Linked DNA regions of Mus musculus: region 1 is linked to region 2. A link is a loop called in an ENCODE intact Hi-C map of the cell type or tissue named here. Cell type or tissue: heart. All regions are shown on one strand.

Region 1 (8,000 bases), 66 kb before region 2:
GATTTTGGCTGTGGAACAGAAGTCTGCGGTTTTTCTTTGGTTAAGCTTAAAATAGAGCCCTCTTGAAAATGTGACAGTCATAGCCGTCTTTAGTTCTCAAATTGATGGGGAAAGATTTGGGTGAGTCTATAGCATCCTACTTGGATCCAGACGGGGCTGTTTGAGAAGCAATATTAAAGCTTGCTTGATGAGGTGCCAACATAGTCAACATCGTGTGTAGAGTAGACAGGGAAGCTCACAGACCGTCTGCAATGCATTTGGGCTCAGAGATTGAGTCAGGGAAGGATTTGCCTCCCCTCCACACCCTTCAACCCATTCCTGCTTTTTAATCAAACAGCTTGAGAGTTGTGATCCCAAAAGCCCTCAGGACACAGAACAGACTCCCATTGTGTCAGCCTGGTAGCTGGTTCGCCAGCCTGCTTGCTCTGGTCCTGGGATCTTCCCTGCCCCCCTCCCAATACAATATTGATCAAAAGTCCAAAGACACACAGCACAGTCACTAATGTATTATTAGTGGCAGAGATTTGACCTAGGAGACAAGATGCAAAGGAAATAAAGGGAAGGGAAATTTGTTCCGAAACCAAAGTAATCAAGGATTTTCAATGTCTTACCCAAGCTGTAAAGCGAAAAACTTGGTGACCTCAGAAGCCAGGAATTGTAGCCATGGTTCATATATTTTATTGAAAGAAACAAACCAACCAACCAGCCTGTGGAAAAGCAAATAGGAGAAATCTGTGAGGAAGCCATGATCAGCAGAGGATGCAGCTTTCCTTGTTGTTTATTCAAAGGGCAAGGAAACCATGGGCTTAGGAGAGGTGGAATTCCAACTGCTATTGGACAAACCTAGTTCAAGAATCCTGAGGCTGAAGTGAGGCAAACATCTAAGAGATTAAGAAGATAGCGTAGCACCAGTTCCATTAAGCATTAAAAAGATATGCTTAATGAATACACAGATTCCAACACCACACTTGAATGACAATATTGAGTGAACCCCCACCTCACCCCTTACTTTGGCACACAGCCTCAATCTACTCGGCATTGGGTGGTTATGGGTAACCTTTTAGAGAAATTTGTTCTTTTCTCTTTGTATTTGCACCCTACTACACTTTTAAATCCTCGCCTGTCTCACATGGATTCTGGTGATGTTTTCCCTGGTTCAGGTGACACCCAGATAAGTTGAGGCAAACACTTGGTACTGGCAAGTATTTAAAGAGAAAGTCAATGCCGAGATAGTACAATAGACAAAAGAGAGGGAGACAGGAGGCAGGACCAACTAGGTTTTTAAAAGAGAAAAGAAAGAAAAAGGGGAGTTAAAAGTCTATCATATCATTGTGTGTGTGTGTGTGTGTGTGTGTGTGTGTGTGTGTAGGTAGACAGCACAGCTTACTTCAGGTCAGGACTAGGGACAAATGTTTTCTTTCAGACATCTCCCAAGACAGTCTCCCCTACCTCCATGGCAGTTCAAAGCTCTACTTCTGTGGTGCTAGATGATGCTATACCCTATTTTGAGTACTACCCCAAGGGTGTTTGTCTTTGTCCATGACTAGGGGTCATGTCTCTGGGCCCATCGCCACCAAAAGTATCCGGGAGTCAGGAGGAGGCGGATATCCCTTCGGCCTGGACTTCTAAACTCTCTAAAGCCACAGAATACTTATTTATTTGCAATTGTTTCATCTTTATTAAGTGTTCGCGTTGACTTCCTGGTACAATCCCAGCTTGTACTTGGAAAACAATGCTCTACAATTTAGGAACATGCTGAAAAAAGGGGCAAGGGTGGGGGATGAGACGTGGATTTCAGACCGATGCTTCGGAAACCACTTATCACTTGTTTTTCACTTAATACTTTTTAAAGAGAACCCAAAGCTTCCACTGTCTGCCAAGTTTCCTATCACATCTGACCCTAGCTTGGCATCGAATATGATTAAGCATCTTCATTAAGCTATAAATCCTAACTTGGTCCCCACCAATGGATTTGTGTACCAATATCAGTGGGTCAAGAGCAAGCTCAAATAAAAAATGGGGTGGGGATCTATATTTATACTTATTTTTAATCCAAATGTAGGATTTTCTTCAAGAACGAGGGTTCAGTACCAGTAACAGTGTCTAAGACTGTACAAACACTGAAGAACACAGATTTTGTTTTATAACAGTGTTGTTATAGATGTTTCAGAGTATTGTTTATTCTCAGCCTTATTTACATATTTTGGTAATTCTTAAGGTTTGCTATTTAGCATATTAATACAAACATTCAGTCTAATATCAAAAGCTCGAAAAATATTTTTGAAAATATGCATATATATGTAGCTCATTCTCTTTATAATAATGTGGTATTTTGTTTTACACATTTAAAAAAATAGTGAAATATATTTTACCATTCGATGAAAGCAGGCCTGGTACAAGAAATTTAAAGCTATCTTTAGGGTCATGCTCCTGCGAGAGTCTGAGCTGCTTCCTCAGCACTTCAACCTTCAGGGGTCAGGCCAACGTCTACCTTCAAACGATTGTCACTGAAGTAAGCTAAAGAGTGATAGACATTGTGTGGGGCTCTTAAATAATGGCGAGGATGCTGGAGCTTGTTTCTTTAAGGTTTCCTTTTTTTTTCTTTCTTTCTTTTTTTTTTTTTTTCAAATTCTAGTTTTGGGAAGAAAAAGAATTGGCTTCAAGCCTCGATGCCTGCGAGCTTATCATTGACACCTAAAAATATACCACGAGAAATCTTCCTCAACTCCATGTTCAAGGATGTGGATAGCATCAAATTCTTCCCAGAGGAAATGACTCAATTATGTTTAAAAAAAAATAAAAAAGTACTACTTTCTTCCTATGAAAGAAAAACGTACGTGCCAAGTCGAGAGAAAGTTACAAGCTACTTGCTGGTTCAGCCTGGGTCACCAGCTGTTGCCTGGCACTGATGCCAAAGGCATCGTTGCTGTGGTCCATGACTCCTGAGAGCCTCAGCTGTACTGAGAGAAGGGAGGGGCAGGTGGAGTCTGGCATGGATACTGTGTTATACATAGTATCTTCAGTGTGTGCCAGTGAGGTGTGTAAGATGCCTTCCTACATTTCTTAGGCTTCTGCTTTATCAGTTGTAAAATAAGAGGAGGAGACAGTTGATTGTACTGTTTCCTAGTATTCTGTTCCTTATAAATTAAGCAATCCTATCACAAAGCTTCAAATATCTAACAGATCTCTAATAAACATAGGTAACCCCTTAATTTGAGGGGTAGTGCTTAGAAATATCACCCTCAGTGAATGAGAATTCACACGAATCAGTAGCACAGGCGTGACATAGAAAGGGGGCCAAGAAGAGGCTTATTCAGCTTGTAGAACTCTGTGATTGTCAATGTTATATGCTTTTAGAAAAATCCATGGGAGCATCCAGAGTAACATTTCTTTCTAGAACAATTAAATTCGATCTTTTTAAGCATTCCAACTGTGTAGTCAAGAAGAGCAACTGGGCAAAGTTGAGCAGCAGTGTTTTATAGTGTGACAGTTCCTCTGTCTAGCCGCCCCATAGGCTGATTACTAAACTTTGCTTCATTGTTGCTGAGTTGTTTACTTGTTTGCTTTGTAATAGCAATGCTTAAACAGAATTTGCTTACAGTGCACATCAGAAATGTTTCCCTAGTGCTGAACGGGACAGGCCTGTGTAGAACACTTATAAACATGAAGGAAAAAAGTTTCAAATGACTTATTTATTTTCTATATGTGAGCACACTGTCACTGTCTTCAGACAGCACCAGAAGAGGGCACCAGACCCCATTACAGATGGTTGTGAGCCACCAGGTGGTTACTGAGAATTGAACTCGGGACCTCTGAAAGAACAGCCAGTGCTCTTAACCGCTGAGCCATCTCTCCAGCCCCACATGAAGGAAAATTTTAAGGTCTCAGAAATGTCCTAAACATCCTGGCTACTGACAAACTATTTATAAAGGGCATTTACAAAGAAACCCATGATATGTTATCTTAGTAATTAATGGCCCAGGGGAGAAAGTGCACCTTCAAGTAAATTCATATGGAGATCTAAAATTAGCATTAAGCTCTTTCCCGGGGTGCATAGGTTGTAGGGCTGAGAGATCTGAGGTCTCAATGAGCAGGAACCGACATCCCAAATTTACTTCCCACGTGACTTTCACCAGATGAATTTTTTTTTTTTTTGCTTCTCGATGATATCAGGAAGCCATCGGTATCACTTATAACGGGATCAGCTGTCTGAGTGTGCTTAGTTTGGTTATATTGATTAGCTACATGGAAACATTTGGCTCTACTGGATTATCTAGTTGATTTAATTACCTGACATTTCTAATCTGTCCATAATCTAATGAGGTCATATTTAGCTCTTTGAGCCTTAACTCTTAAGTAAGGGATCAGGCTTCAGGGCTTTTCATACTGTGTCCCACAGAATCCGTTCAAAGTCCCCTCTGATGACTGGGAGTGTGTGGAAAAGGGAAGTGAGACAGGAGCAGAGAAGCCAAAACCATGGTAGAAAAATGTCACTGCCTCAGAGCAGATACAGCTTGATCTGCTCTGTTCAATCTCTCTCTCTCTCTCTCTCTCATTCTCTCTGCCACACACACACACATTCATATACAGTCACACTCATACACACACATAGATATACACATACACGGATATACGCATGCACGCACACAGACACACACACACATACACACACACACACACACACACACAGAGGACAAGATAGTAGTCACAGGATCTGCTTTAACATTTAGTAAATCTACTTTTAAATTTTTTGTGTGTGTCCAAGTTTGAGTAAATGATAAATGATAAAAGGCCCGGGAGCACTGATTCTAAACAATGAATTGAGCTGCATATGTAGAAATAGTCTTAGTATCTCTTTTATTTATAGATGTTCCTTTAATCTCAGTCTGGATCAGGGATGCTGGGGAGTTTCCAGGCCAGTGGACCTGAGGACAAAGATAAAGATTCTACCCCATGCTGTTATAAACAGAATACTCTTTATCTGATCATTAACTTACAATGAACAATAAGGTGCATTGCCTGCACTCCGTGGAGCTCAGGAAGTGGCTCGCTTGACGCATGGATCCTGCCAACCTATGACCTGACCAGAGTGGCTGAGTAGGCAGAGCCACTGGCCATTTCTCTTTCTGGAACAACTTTGCCCATTTAACATCTTATTCCAATATGAAGACTTTCTATGAAAGAAATAGGGTGTGTTTATCTATTAAATGACAAGGGCTCACCTCCTACATCCTACCGCTGCCAGTTCAAGGGTCAAAGAAACCACACACTGTGTTTTACTAGAGAAGCCCCTTTCTTTAACAGATGAGGTAGGGGCTGGGGGGAGGTATAGCTCATAGAGATAAAGAACACAGCTGCAATTCCAGAGGACCTGGCTTAGGTCCCAGTCACCTTCATAGTGACTCACAACTGTCTGTAACTCCAGTTCCAGGAGATTCAACACCCTACTCTGCCTCTACAGTCACCAGGCATGCACGTGGTACATAGATATTCTTACAGGCAAAACTCTCATACTTTTAAAATAATACAATAAATAAATCTAAGGAAAAATTTTTTTTCTTAGAAATAAGTTAACAGATACCTGCTTTACCACAGCTTCACCAATGAAACTGAAGACAACTGAGTTCTTTTTTTATATATAAAATATTTTTTTATTACGTATTTTCCTCAATTACATTTCCAATGCTATCCCAAAAGTCCCCCATACCCTCCCCCCAACTCATTCCCACTTTTTGGCCCTGGCGTTCCCCTGTACTGGGGCATATAAAGTTTGCGTGTCCAATGGGCCTCTCTTTCCAGTGATGGCCGACTAGGCCATCTTTTGATACATATGCAGCTAGAGTCAAGAGCTCCGGGGTACTGGTTAGTTCATAATGTTGTTCCACCTATAGGGTTGCAGATCCCTTTAGCTCCTTGGGTATTTTCTCTAGCTCCTCAATTGGGGGCCCTGTGATCCATCCAATAGCTGACTGTGAGCATCCACTTCTGTGTTTGCTAGGCCCCGACCTAGTCTCACATGAGACAGCTATATCACGGTCCTTGCAAAAAACGCTTGCTAGTGTATGCAATGGTGTCATCACTTGGAGGCTAATTATGGGATGGATCCCTGGATATGGCAGTCTCTAGATAGTCCATCCTTTTGTCTCAGCTCCAAACTTTGTCTCTATAACTCCTTGTCTGGTCTCCTGAAACTTGTCCCAAAGAGACAGACAGCATAAAAGATGTCTTAGGGAGTTTAAAAGTCCCAACAGCCCAGCATACAGAAAAACTTCCAGGGATCTACTTATTCAGATTAAGTCACGAGGAAGACATTCTTTCCATGTTCCGGTCTTTGCTGGTTTCTCCACAGTCCCCTCTCCCTACCCCAAGGCTGTTGTGTGATGGCTGTCCTCTGGTGATGGTAGTCTAAGGCATCCTGTGCGTAGGGCAGTTTGTCTTGACAATCGTTCCTTCTATTCCCAGTTCTCCTGGTGGGAGGGGGCTCTTCTGCTCACATTCACACTGAAAGCTCAGGCCCTTCCTAACCCTGCACCCTGTTGAGTCTCTCAGCTCCAGCCGCAGCCTTATACCTGCTTGCGAGCAGAATACCTCACTATGTGAGGGCAGCCAGATCCAGCTTGCCCAAGGACCCTGGTTTGCTTGTTGAGCCTTTATTTCTGCTTTGCTTAAGCAGATGAGAGGAATGATTATATATATATATATATATATATACAGCCTATATATATATATATATATATATACATATATATATATACAGCCTAATACCAGAAAATATTTCTAAATGCCCCAGTTCCTATAGGGAACTTCATAAAGTTTTATTGATGTGAATTAAGATTTAAACAAATGAAAAGGTCTTCACGGTGTTCTTGAGTGGGAAATCTAAATACCATTTTAAAAAGCCAATTTCCTCTATTTTATACGCAACACATAATACTGTTTTGAATAGGATTCTGACAGGAATGTTAAAAATAAAAAAATAAAAAACTCCAAAACCTCATAATTAGATAAATGTTTACATGGAAGAATAAATGTCTAAGAAATGCCAAAGAAATTATGAGAATTAAAAAATAATTGCCCAGAAAGAGTAGATTAAAAGTTTAATGTCTCTATAACTTAAGAGTATGTAGTATGTGTCATTATTTTCTGTGTGACTGTGATATTTTGGGAAAAATAAAATGTTCCCTAATTCACAAAAAGCTAAGATTTCATCTGAGTTAGAAACATGTAAAAGCTAAAAATTAGAAACCCTAATAAAAAATGTCTGTAAATAAAAAACATTGTAGGTCCAGCCAAAAGGTTCAGAAGGCCAAGGTGCTTGTCATGCTTGTACAAACATGGTAGCCTGAGTTCCCAAATGCCATCTGAACACTCCATGCAAGTATGGACTCACAAACGTACAACACACACACACACACACACACACACACACACACACACACGATAATAAATAATACTAATATCATCAAAATTTAAATACCATTTTATTTCTTTCACACATACAGTAGGTCTGAAAGAGAGTTGGAGCCTTGTATGTTGCCTTTCATATTGCTAGCATCTCCAACTCTTCATCTCTTTTAAATTGATGGTCTCAGTTCATAGTATCCAGTGTCAAGACTATGTCATAGCAATGCCTGTTGTTCCTACGTCCAGGAGGAAAAAACAAAACAAAACAAAACAAAACAAAACAAAAAAACGAGAAAGAGGCAATCTTCACTGAGAGGGTTCATCCGTTTCCCTACAGCTCCATATACAGAGCATTAAGATAATCTCATACGATATTTTTAGCTTGCGTGTGTTTTGACAGAGACTCATCATTTAAAACCAAGTGTGAAATTTCTGTTTATGGTACGAAATCAGAACTCAACAAGTTTTGGATTTTTAAATGTTTTCAATTTCAGACTTTTTTTTTTTTGACACTATGTACTGTGTGTCTATCACACTCATAGAATGGTGGGCTTTTTAAGAATGGTAATGTGGTGTCCTGTGGAGTGTGCTTTTGA
Region 2 (8,000 bases):
GGCTGTAATTAAAATTGGACAAAACCTTATAAGCAAAACAATAACCACAAAAAGAAAAGTAAGCCCACTTGTGTGACTTAAGTGATACCTAGAGAGATGCTGGTCTGTCTATGCCCTTAAGTGTAGTCTACTTCCACAAAGTGGAGCCAGCCAGATGCACACTAGGAAGCACCATTGCTCTGAAACGCAGTCGGCTACTTCAGATGAAACAGACACTTACTTTCCCTCTTCCTAGCGTACTCTTCCTTGAGCTCCTGGATTTTAGCAGTCAGCTCTTCCGACTCTTGCTCCTTGCCTTTTACTTCAGCAATCATCTTCAACACATTCTCTTTCTTTTCTTGAATGAGCTTATTCTGCTTACAGAGCTCTGTAAGAAACACATGGCATTAAATATATATGCCCTATTCTATGACACGTTAAAAAAAAGCCAAAAAGAAAAAAAAATTAAGAAAAGCAAAAAATTGCCAACTTCCTGAAGATTAATGAAATTGTTTTTATGTTTTGTTTTAAAGACAGAACCTATGTAAACCCAGGATGACCTGAAACTCACAATTCTTTGGCCTCTATGATTAATAAACATATTCTAATGACTCAAAAATCGTAATGTTAAAGAAAATCTGCTTCACTAGTTGTCTTTAAAATACAGTAAAATGCTTCTAAAAATAAAAAAAAATTAATCAACAAAACAGAAAATCAGAAGATTATGACTCCTTCAGTTCCAAGTACATTAAAATAAAGCCCACCACAGAAGACAGTCCAAATCTACAAGACAGCTTTTTACAGTGCACGAAGAAAGCTAATTCTAATGCTTTGTAAGCTTTTCTGGAATGTATTAAAGACAGAAAAAAATGGTGATGAAGTTCTCAAATCTTACAAAGTTAGCATAATTCTGAAACTAAAACACAGACATTGCTGTGTCTCCACTCACTGACAGCCATATAAGCTAATTTTATTTAAAAATATGATGACAGAACCAACAAAATGACTCCGTAGGTAAAGGTGCTTGCTGCTAAGCCTGATGACTAAGTTCAACCTCACAGGATAGGAAAGGAACCAATTCCTGTAAATTGTCCTTTGACCTCTAACATATACCATGGTCTGCCTGTCTATCTCTGTCTCTGTCTCTCTTTTTCTCTCATACACACACACACTCAAAATAAAATAGGGTTATCTTTCTAAAGTGTTATCATAAAGCTTAATAAAATACTACTGTTACTCAGGTGGTAGAGCTCTTGCCTACCATGTGGGAAGTCCTGGATTTGATTCTAGTGCCCCATAAATTGAGTGTGATGGTACACACTTGGAATCCCAGCATTCAACAGGCGGAGGCAGGAAGCTAAGGTCATGCTCTGCTACGGAGAAAGTCGGAGATGGCCCATGCTTTGTGAGCTCCTAGGTCAACATAAAACACTAACCTAGTCCCTGGTACGGTGAGCACATGCCAGCGGAAGAATATTTGGGCAGCACACAGTCTTGAAGATTTTAAAAAGACAGCTAAAGGTGTGTGGCCTGGGAAGGGAGTGGGTCTCAGAAGAGCTGGTGGGGAGTAAGACCAAACCACACCTTAAACAAAACTCCTGAAGAAAGTAAAAAAAAAAAAAAAAAAAAAAATCCAGGGACCTACAAATATGGCTTAGGGGTTAAGAGCATCTGATGGTTTTACACCCAGCACCTACACAGAGGCTAACAACCATTTGTAACTCTATTTCCAGGGGATCTAATACCCTTTCTGACCTACGAGAGCACTGAATACATAACTACACATAAATATATGCAGCAAATAAATATATAAAACAAAATAATCGACCCATTGGCTCCAGCTTTACAGCTTATGTGTGAGAATTCAATAAAAGATACAGACCCAGATTTGAAATATCTGGACATCCATAGAAATGACAGGGAAAGAATTGTGGTAAAAATATGATTGTTAGAATATTAACCAGACCCCAAAGTTCTGAGGAACTCTGTTCCTTGGCTGAAATTTCCAATGTGAAAACAAAAAAAAAATTTTTAAAGGCTGCCCTTTACACATAGGCATACACATATACTAGTTAAATAAAAAGACAGGATACATATAAAATGATGCCGTTCACATAGCATTCAAAAATACTGAAAAAATATTCATAGTTCTAGACGATGCAGATATTCAACTTTAAGCTGGTGATAGGAACATAATCTTTTAAAAATAATTTATTTTTATTTCATGCACATTGGTGTTTTGACAACATGTATCTCTGTGTGAAGGTGTCAGATCCCATAGAACAGGAGTTATAGGCAGTTGTGAGCTGTCATGTGGGTGATAGGAATTGAACCTGGGTCCTCTGGAAGAACAGCCAGAGCTCTTAAACCACTGAGCTAAGCTAGCTCTCCAGCTCCCGCAAACAGAATTTTGATGACTGTCTATGCATGTGTGTGAATGTACGAACACTCACAACACTGTCTTACTTAAGATTTCACGATAAAGACCTTCAATCTAAAAGCTAATCTACACACGATTCACATACGGTTTTTATACTCCAGAATCATCTCAGTCATCCTCTCTTCTTCCTTTAATTTCAAAGACATCTTTTCTGAAAGACAAATTACAAGAGATATTTGAATCCCGCTGAAATAACAGTAAAAAATAAATAAGGTCAGCAAAATCCACAAGTTAGGAGTTAAGGGCTGGCAGTACCTGAAAACGCTTTCATGGAGTCCTTGAAGGCGTCTCTAAGTCCCAGCACTTGACTATGATTATCATCGAGTCTGTTTCTGAACTTATCCCCAAATTCATTGATGCTTTGATTTAAGAGTGCCAATTCGTCTTCACCCATTATGTTTTAAGACACTGCAAAACAGAGCACAAAGCTGTATTTTAGTTGCTATCGACACCAAATAAGCCACATTTTCGAGTTTATGTCTGCAGGTTGACTTTGCTACAGAATGGTTAATAATTGAGCAACTCAGCTAGCATAAAGGCAGACTTTAATTCCAACATTTCCAGCTGGGGGCAGGAGAATCTGAGGTAAAGGTCAGCCAACGTCAGGACCAGTCTGATATACAAGAGACCTTTTCTAAATAAACACAACAGGGTGTGAACTAAACGCCTTTTTTCGCCTTTTGTCCCAGCACTGTCCCAGCACATCGGAGGCAGAGAGGCAGAGAGGCAGAGGAAGGTATTTGAGTTCAAAGATAGCCTGGTCAACATTGGGCCAGAACCTAATAAAATGTAAAATAAGATAAAAATAATCCACTAACAGTCCGGTAGTTAGCAACAGGATGATCCAAGCCAATTTGGGCTTAACTGTGGTGGATGTGCATCAATCTGTTCTGAAGGCATGAAGGGAGGTGGAGGAGAGGAAAGAATATGACCAAAACAAGGTTGCACGAAGCTTTCAAGTCATGTTTTAACAGGACCCCGGTGTCACTCCGCTTCTCCTAAAGGACCTGCTCGCAGGCAACGAGACCGAGACTCGAAGAGGTTGGGGGACAGACAGACCTGCAGGTTTTCTGCATCAGACCCCTGGCCGACTGCTCCGTCCACTCCTCCCCCTGCAGGGCGGAAGAGGGGAGTGTGATCGGGACCGAGCAGCGCCAGGACCCGAACTCCGCGGCTAACAGCGGACGCCCGCATTCCAGGCTCTGCGGACCCACGCCGACATGCCCAGGCCGGCTTCCCTCAGCCCGGGCGTGCGGTCGGCGAAGCCCCACAACCCTTCAAACGGCTCCCGACCTGAGCGGCCAGGAACGCCGCGGTCTCCACCAGACTGGACCTGTCCGGCAGGAACCAGCCCGCCGCTCTTCCGTCTGCTGCTCCCGGGTCTGCTGCTCCTCCAGCGCGCAGTCTTTCAATTTCAAACTCTCCACCGCCTGCTTACCCGCCCTTCAACTCCGTCTTCTGATTGGCTGACAGGGCAGACTCTCCGTGCAAGGATTGGTTGATATCGGCCTGCGGAATTCTCGCGGACAACTATGGAGCAGAGCATTCTGGGATTCGTAGTTCTTTGCTGAGACAGCTTGGGACGCGGTCTATAGTGAAGTAGAAGGGCTTGCCCCAGAATGAAGAAAAAAATGTAAAAATTGAAATTTAACTGCTTTCTTTTATGACATATACTTCCTTCTTCCTTGCACTCGTTTTATTTTGGAAATGACGGAAAATCCTCTTGAACAGACTCCAGTTATGATTGATTAGGCTGAAACATCCTGAAAGTTACCAAACTATTTACCCAAACTTAATGTTTGAATTTCCCAAGCTTTTCTAACATTGATTTATCGTGAGTATTTTACTTATTTAATTTTTATGTTTGAACGTGTTTACAGAAGGGGGCATCGGATCCCCTGGAACAGTTGTGAGCCACTGATAATCAAACTCCTCTCCTCTGCCTGAGGAGCAGACGCCCTGCAACTTTGAGCCATGTCGCCAGTCCTTCAGCTGTTGATTTTAAGACCTACTGGCAAAAACAAGCTCCTGGATCTCGCAGAACTTCAAACTGAATGGGATCAGAACACTGTATACTAAAGTAACCGGTGCTCCCTGAAGAGAGACAGATGGAAGCCACCAAGTTATTAAACATATAATTAAAAATACACATAATTTTAAAAAATAGTAAAGATTTTAAGCTAAGATTTGTTAGAAGACAACTTCACAGATGAAACAGACTTGCTAACTACATCTTTCTTTGTAAAACTGAGAAAGATAGGGAATTGAGAATATGCCCTTTAAAGAAAAGGAACTTGAAGTGTGGTGGCACACGCGTTTAATCCCAGCCCTTGGAAGGCAGAGGCAGGCGGATTTCTGAGTTCGAGGCCAGCCAGGTCTACAGAGTGAGTTCCAGGACAGCCAGGGCTACACAGAGAAACCCTGTCTTGAAAAACCAAAAAAAAAAAAAAAAAAAAAAAAAAAGAAAGAAAAAAGAAAAGAAAGAGAAAACAAGGAACTTGAGATGGTCAATATTAAAAAAAAATTATTGTTATTTTCATCTTTGATTATGATAATTGTTTCTGAAAATAACCCTTTGCTTGTAGACCATACTAATATTTCTTTGATTCCCTTTAAGCATCCAAATGCCAACTATAAGATTAAGCTACCAGATTATGGCTATTTTATCCCCAAGTGGTGCACGCCTTTAATCCCAGCACTCAGGAGGCAGAGGCAGATGGATTTCTGGGTTTGAGGCCAGCCTGGTCTACAGAGTGAGTTCCAGGACAGCCAGGGCTACACAGAGAAACCCTGTCTCAAACCCCCCCCCCCAAAAAAAACAAAACAAAACAAAAAAAGAACTGAAAATCAAGACTATGAAGTCTGGACAAGTTACCATCCTTGACCTTGACCTTGTCATCATCATTCAGCACATCACAGTATACCTGATGCTCAGTGTCTCGCCTGGGGCCATTATTAACAAATTTGGCCATATAGGAGGCAGAAAAGTGCATACCACTCTGCAGACGATCTGGGTTGGGTTCCCAGCACCCAAGTGTCTCCATGGGCACCCACACTCACATGTATGTATGGCTCCCGGACAAACACAATTTTTACTTATTTATTTACTTTATGTGTACAGGTGTTTTGCCTGTGTGCCAATGTGAGTACCTAGAGTCCTTGGCAGTCAGAAGAGGGCATCAGGTCCCCTGGAACTGGAGTTATGAATGGTTGTGAGCCACCATGTAGGTGCTAGGAATGGAACCCAGGTCCTTGGAAGTGCAGTCAGTGTTCTTTTTTTTTTAATATTTTTTAAAGATTTATTTATTTATTATATGTAAGTACACTGTAGCTGTCTTCAGACACTCCAGAAGAGGGAGTCAGATTTCATTCCGGATGGTTGTGAGCCACCATGTGGTTGCTGGGATTTGAACTTTGAACCTTCGGAAGAGCAGTCGGGTGCTCTTACACACTGAGCCATCTCACCAGCCCGCAGTCAGTGTTCTTAACCACTGAAGTATCTCATCAGACTGACCAAACATAATAAAAAACATATATGTATATGTATATATGTGTGTGTGCCACATCACCTCCAGTAGCATCTGTGTGACAAGTTCCACAGACTGAGGTGTTTGATCTCCAAAGGGGGAGGCCTCCTGGAACCGGTTGTAGAACTCTTCGCCAGAGAAAAAATATTGAGCCATAGTTCTCATGGTAATCTATCTGTTTTGTTTTCTCTTATTCCTTTTATTATTTACATGTTCCTGGTGGCCTAGACCGAGATCTTAATCGAGAATAATGGGTAAGAAACCATCCCTAGAGGTGGGGCCACTAACATGACCTTATCCCCAGGGAAACCAACACTTTACTTTCTAAATCATTTACAAAACTATTATGATAAAAAATTTTCCCAACATTAAAATTTCATACGGCTACACATGTGTCATCGGAGGTGGATTTTGGTATATGGTAAAGAAAGCTTTAATTAGAAAGAATTAAAATAGTTTAAATTTATACATTGAAGATTTATTTTAAAAAATCAGGCACAATATGTTAATAATTGGCCATGGGGCTGCAAAGTTAGTTGAGCAGTTAAGAGCACTGACCATTAAAGATTTATTAACCTGCTCCTGGAAATATGCCACTAGCCTTGGATGACAGCCCCCACTGAATATATCCTTTTAGAATTGTTATATTTTGATGATTTATATAATGATGTTACCTGTTCTGTTTGTGATTCACTGACTACATAGTTTCAGAGTTGTAATGCTTGGATGATTTTTGTGCTTTACTGTGCCAAATGATTTTTGTTGGTATCTGTGATTGTCTCACTGGATAAAGTTTCTAAGAGCTGTAATGTTTGGTTTTTTAATGTATAAAATCCCCTGCTTGAGAGCTGCGGAATACACTCAGATTCAAACTGCCTCTGTGTTTGTTTCTGTTTGTCACCGCCAAATCCTTACCCACCTAGCTTCAAGGACCCTCATTCCAGGGACCCCCATACCCGACTGGGGTGGCCCATGGCATGTGTGTATAAAAATTCTTTTAAAGATTTTAAAAATCAGAAAATCAGACTTATAGTTTGCTGTGAAAAGTCTTTAATTTTGAATACTTATACAATAACTTCTAGTCTTAGATATTTGGTAGCATTTTACCTTCCATTTTATATTTTGGGCATCTTAACTCTTCATCTGAGTGAGTAATGACACCCTGGGTTGCCCACTGAGTTAAGATTCAAGGCAAGGTGCTAGCTGAAGCCCTGTTTTATTCACCTTTTTCCTGGTCCTAATGTGGCCGCCAAGCGATGATTCTAGACATCTCTGGACTTTGGACTGAGAAAGAGATTGCCTTTAGCAATATAAAGTGACCCTTAGGATGACTGTTGCTTTCTTTGAAAGGGTGGGAGTTTGGGAGGTTGATTCGTTTCCTTATTTGATCTTACTGTGTACCCCAGGCTAGCTTTGATATCTCTCTCCCTCCCTTCCTCCCTACAACCTTCTCATTCTCTCTCTTTACGGTTTCGCTCAGTTTTGGACCTCTAACCTGGCACATTCCGAGCAAGCTCTCTGCACCATATCCCCAACCCCTTCCTGCCTTGTGCCACATTGCTCAGGCTGACCTTGAACTTGTGACCCCCCTGACTCAGCATCCAGAGTGCTTGACATTGTGTGTGTAGTCTATAACTCCTAGCCATGACCACTGGCTTTTTGTCATGACTCCTCTTCAATTAAGGTATAAGAAAAAAAATGCTATGGTTTGTCAATTCTTTTTAATATCTGAAACACTGGGTAGAGAAAATATGCTACCCAGCCCCCACCCTGCCTCTCATCACAGAAAATAGCTTTCTGAGTCTCTTCTGTCACCACCTACAAATACTATCATCATCTTTATAGCTATGTTTATATGCCATTCATTTCAACCCAAGTAGGATTTTGTGGGGAATTGCAGGCTGGTATCCAGTCGAGCTGAGGTCTGAACCCCGATGGTCATAATTCACCTACATGACACAGTAGGCTTTCCCTCATGCTCTTGGAACTCCGGCCCCTGCCTAAGGTACCACCTCCCACAGCCCCCACAAGAGAAGCATGGTCAGTAGTCATGG

Evidence for each region. A loop is a pair of places that touch in the nucleus more often than their neighbours do. Peaks named below come from ENCODE experiments on the same cell type or tissue, not always from the same donor. Only the 100,000 strongest peaks of a DNase experiment are listed, where the experiment ranks them.
Region 1: it touches region 2 in a loop (1.9-fold over the local background); 3 of 42 quality-filtered maps call a loop at or near these places.

What each region holds. Positions count from the first base shown.
Region 1 is chr2:69,136,033-69,144,032 of GRCm38, forward strand. The region is part of intron 1 of Nostrin (nitric oxide synthase trafficker); the gene reads left to right. Among named protein-coding and RNA genes, the nearest start is that of Nostrin, 4.2 kb to the left of the region's middle. In heart, a CTCF peak has its summit at 3,741 (motif pointing right); a DNase peak (open chromatin) is centred at 1,569; H3K4me3 peaks cover 77 bases.
Region 2 is chr2:69,202,352-69,210,351 of GRCm38, forward strand. Spc25 (SPC25, NDC80 kinetochore complex component, homolog (S. cerevisiae)) reads right to left here and starts at 3,862. Exons shown (of 7, transcript NM_001199124.2): 1 at 3,713-3,862; 2 at 2,675-2,827; 3 at 2,505-2,570; 4 at 221-367. The coding sequence starts at 2,813. In heart, no CTCF peak of the experiment used is centred here; a DNase peak (open chromatin) is centred at 3,900; H3K4me3 peaks cover 2,162 bases; H3K27ac peaks cover 1,439 bases.